2 separate regions of the Homo sapiens genome follow, and region 1 is linked to region 2. Evidence: read pairs that join two places in POLR2A ChIA-PET (ENCODE). Cell type or tissue: PC-9. All regions are shown on one strand.

Region 1 (2,500 bases), 85 kb before region 2:
AAAGGAATCACAAAATGTACCTTCTTACTTTTGATGAATCACTGTTTAGCCTTGATACAACCCATGAATGGGCTGATTCACCCCTAAATGAAGACAATAGCTTTCCTTATATATCTTGCAGAAATAATAAATGCATCCATTTAGGAAAAAAAGGAATTCAATTTCAATAGCAATAAAAACTATACAAATACCTAGTGCTATAGTTTGGGTATTTGTCCCCAAAACTGCAAGTTAAAATTTGATTGCCAGTATTGGAGGTGGGGGCTCAAAGAGGAGTTTTGGTCATTGGGGCAGTTCCCTCATGAATGGCTTGGTGCAGTCTTCATGGTAATGAGTGAGTTCTCACTCTATTAGTTCTGGGCAAAGCTGGTTGTTAAGAAGAGTCTGGCACCTCTCTCCTCTCTCTCTCTTGCTTGCTGTCTTGCCATGTGCTCTCTGCACATACCAGCTCCCTTAGCCTTCGTCCATGACTAGAAACAGCCTGAAACCCTCACCAGAAGCAGATGCTGGTGCTATGCTTCTTGTACAGCCTGTAGAATTGTGAGCCAAATAAACCTTTTCTTTTTATAAATTACCCAGCCTCAGGTATTTATTTATAGCTACACAAACAGACTAGGACATCTGACATCATGAGTGTTCATATTTTTCCTGTTGGTGTTTCTAATGTTTTTTCTTAGCGGAATATGGAGCTCAAAAAACTTTAAGAGCTCTTTTCTCACTTCATTTAGTAGTTGAAATACAGTGACATGTGATGCCAAAGATCAATTACAAAATGTGAAATTGTGTCCAGATTCAAGTTCGGGCTTCTGAAATCTCATTTTTCTAAGCTCATGGGGACAGTTAATTACTGATAGATAACTATGTCGGCCATAACCAAGGATAAACACATGTGACATAGTGACAAAGGGAATAGAGATATTTTGTGTGGGCTGTTTTCAATAGGATCTTATAATCTGGTTCTGTATGTATTTGATAAGTTTTGCTCAAAATGAAAACATGTATTTAGTAGTATTGACATCAGACTTTCAAGCACAGCTGCAGACATAGTATTGTTTATAATTTCAATGAAACCTAAAATATATTTCCTTTCTGCTGAGGAAGATGGTGAGTGACAAGGGTGGATTCAGACTTCACTCTTTAGTTTCTCAGATTTCTCTGTCTTCTCTCAAGATTGCCAGATAAGGTGTGTGTGTGTGTGTGTGTGTGTGTGTGTGTGTGTGTGTGTAAAGGAAACAGGAATTCCTTTTAAAGGGGTGACAATCAATCTTAGTCTAACACTAGCTTAGAGCAGATGTTCTTAGCAGAAATCTGCTGAAGTAGATTATAAATGCTGTCCGGTTGCCAAAAATCAGGCTCATATTTCTTTTTGCCTTAATTTCAAAATGCTGATCTTGTTTAAGAAGAAAGGAACGATACCCAATTTTTCAACCTTCTTAACTCCTCCACCACCATCTTTTTATAAACAGAGAATAACTTTCCTAGTCTTATTATGCCTGAACTTGCTCATTTACGCAAACTGAGTCTCTTTTTTTTTTTTTTTTTTTTTTGAGACGGAGTCTTGCTTTGTCACCCAGGCTGGAGTGCAGTGGCGCGATCTCAGCTCACTGCAAGCTCCTCCTCCTGGGTTCATGCCATTCTCCTGCCTCAGCCTCCCGAGTAGCTGGGACTACAGGCGCGCGCCACCACGCCCGGCTGATTTTTTTTGTATTTTTAGTAGAGATGGGCTTTCACCGTGTTTCACCAGGATGGTCTCTATCTCCTGACCTTGTGATCCACCCGCCTCGGCCTCTCAGAGTGCTGGGATTACAGGCGTGAGCCACCGTGCCTGACCAAGTCTACTAAAAAATTTCTACAACCATGGTAAATCTTGGAAAGCTAATAAAACTATGAAGATGGAGTATATAATGAAATCCTTTTGAAAGATTTATGCAACATGATTATGTATGTCATCCTGAATTAATAGGCATGCAAATTTTTCTAAATAAAAGCTCATTAAGGCCAGCTCTTCTTATTATCAATTTTGTTTCTTGTTTTATTTGGGCTTTAAAATGAACAGGAATAGGTTTAAAAACACACTATTGGGTAATATACTTAGTAGATGGGTGATGAAATAACCTGTACACCAAATTCTTGAGTCACAAGTCTACCTATAAAACAAACCTGCACATGTACCCATCAATCTAAAAGTTAAAATATTAGAAATATACATATGTTTGGTAAAGATATTTCTCCTATTATTAACAATTTTATTTTTCTGTCGTCTTTGTTACCAATACAGGACATTTGGGAATGTTGGAATTTGGTTATAAAACACCTTGTTTATGCATATATATTTTGTTACTCAAATTATTTAAAATATTGAGTCTCCCCATGCAGAACAGTGATTCCTGTGCATTTTGGGGGGTTTTATTTTAGGTTCTTCATTTTCTTGCAGCATTTCTTCCATATATGTTTAGTGGTTGATTTGTACAATAACATGCATTTCCTTAAGCTATTTTTT
Region 2 (2,500 bases):
TGCAATGCTATAGAGACAGAGTGCCCTATCCCTACCAGCCTGTAAGTTGGAAGTTCCATGGTGTCACAAAAACTAATTAATACTAAAGTTAGTACTTACTCTTCCTTTCTTATTTTCCCAGGAGGATTACTGTGAATAGGCTTGCCTCCTAGGCCACTCAGAATTTGTATGTTGACAAAATATGTCTCCTTTGGACATGTAAGGAGATATAAAATGTATGCAAAGTCACATCATATTATTTGACTGGGCATTCCATTTTGTCAGTTTATATTTTATACTTTATTATTTTAGGGGCAAACATCTATAAAAACAGGGTTCTGTATTGTCACTCGGGTTTGGTTCATGCTCAGAGTTTTCTTAACAGCATTCCTGTTGTTGTATAACTTTAAAATTAGATGAGAACAAAAATTTCACTCTGAAGCCGGAACAACATGGAACCTGGATTTTGGGTTAAATTGCTTAAAAGAATAATCCCCACTTTCTTTCTTTTTTCTGATGACTATGTTTTGGGGCTACTCCTAAGTCTTGTCCTCTGAGGCCACCAAGCCATGCATATCTAATCCAATAAAATTAGAACGTGAGATTCTCCAAAGATTCCAAGTGTCTTAAGGCACTGAAAATACAGACATGATGTTTTCATATAATTCTACACAGTTATTATTACAAAGTGATTTATTTTAACTTTAGATTAGGGAAAAGAAAATTTGTATGTAATTTAGTTTTAAAATAATATATGTTAAAAATAATTTAAATAATAAATTAAATTGAATCCTTAAAAGAATAATTGCAGATTTGGAAGAAAAAAGCTTTATCCAAGACTGTGGATACTTTAAGGAGTCTGTTAGCTTACTTTCCCTTTACTTTCAATTTGCAATTGTTGGAAACTATACTGGATATCCACCACTAAAACACAATCAGCTCTTGCTTAGATTAAAAATTTCTAAGGCCTTTAGCTTTGATTTCAGTTTTGCAATATGCTGTAACTGCCAGGACAGTGACCCCTGGTGAAGACAAAGGTTTGAGTATCAGATCGCTTGATATGATTAAGCACATTCCTGTTTCATTCCACAGATACCAATATTAAGTCAGACGTGAAACTCCCTTTTGATGCCTATCACTATGCTCTGACTCGCTGCACAACTTAACCTCTTGGTGACTCCAGTTCCTTGTTTGCAAGTGGAGATGAACAGGTCTGCTGTGAGGATTGAATAGAATAATACATGTAAAAGATGCGTTATTTGCTTGATACCCAGCCTGGTACACATGAAGGATTACTAAATAGTTTACATGAACATTATTACTACCTAATTGTTTTTAATTCAGGAAAATGTAGAAGCTACAACATCAGAATATGCTTCTGTAGTAGTACTTTTGCCTCTAGTTCAGTACCCTGTCAACCACCACATGAAGTGGTGTAACAAGACATAATTGAAACACTATTGTAATGAAAGGAACACTAGACATGCAGTCAGAAATCTGGGCTCAATTTCTGAAATGCATGTAGCATTTACCATATGCCAGGTACTGCTGTTAAGTATTTAACATACATTAACCTAAGCTGTCATAACAATCCAGTAAGGTAGGTGCTGTTATTACCCTCATTTTCTGATGAGGACACTGATACAAAAGAAGTTAAGTAACTTGCTCCAAATTATACATATTTGGCAAGCTATGGAGCCAGAATTTGAACCCAGACAGGCAGCTTCCAGTCCATGCTTCATAGCCTTTGGACTCTGTGAGCTTCAGTTTTCCCAACGGCACAATGAGAATAATAATCTTACAGTCATCTCACAGAGTCCTTGCAAGAATTTAATATGATGGTAAATCTAAACTGCCCTGGAACTGAAAAAGACTGTACAAATATAAAGGATTATTGTTATTAAGATTCTTAACCAAAATGCATCACTATCTGTATAAACAATGAGACAGGGTATAGCTGAAGTAATACCACTAAAGATGTGATGTTATAAGCATTCCAAGTGCCAAGTGCCAACAAAAATATTTTTCCCAGTGAACCTCAATATCTCAATGTTATTACCTGAAAGAGAAATTGAAATTATTTATCATTTTTTGAAGGTACTATTTGAACACTTAAAATTGTTTACTCTCTAACTTTTAGAGTTAATATTTTTTCAGAATGTCAAAGAAGCTCTTCTTACATGTTCAGAAGTGACTGTAGCAGGGCATGTTTAAATGGGCATGTAAATGTGAAGTCCTGTCCTATGAATGGTAAACTCACAGAGTGAATTCATTTTGCCTTTTGGGTCAGTGTAATTACCTATTGATTTTTAGGAAAGAAAGAAAAACTGACATTCACAACCTTTGCTCTTTAATTTCTGAACAGAATTACGGCCTAAATGGAAGAATGATGTTGTTTATCTGTTAGCACCTTTCAGAGACAAGGCCAATACTTCAAATTACTTGTGCATAATTGGTGCTCAGTAAACATTTTTGGGTTAAAAGCTTAACCCCATACAGATAGTTCCTGCTCCATTAGACA

The links. Peaks named below come from ENCODE experiments on the same cell type or tissue, not always from the same donor. Only the 100,000 strongest peaks of a DNase experiment are listed, where the experiment ranks them.
Region 1: POLR2A ChIA-PET joins it to region 2 with 10 read pairs; 3 of 35 experiments call an interaction of 5 or more read pairs at or near these places.

Annotation. Positions count from the first base shown.
Region 1 is chr5:58,271,943-58,274,442 of GRCh38, reverse strand. No RefSeq gene overlaps it. Among named protein-coding and RNA genes, the nearest start is that of LINC02101, 150 kb to the right of the region's middle. In PC-9, no CTCF peak of the experiment used is centred here; no DNase peak of the experiment used is centred here.
Region 2 is chr5:58,187,013-58,189,512 of GRCh38, reverse strand. LOC105378983 (a long non-coding RNA gene) reads left to right here. Exons shown (of 4, transcript XR_948350.2): 4 at 1,072-2,500. Among named protein-coding and RNA genes, the nearest start is that of LINC02101, 66 kb to the right of the region's middle. In PC-9, no CTCF peak of the experiment used is centred here; a DNase peak (open chromatin) is centred at 1,072; H3K4me3 peaks cover 754 bases; H3K27ac peaks cover 2,500 bases.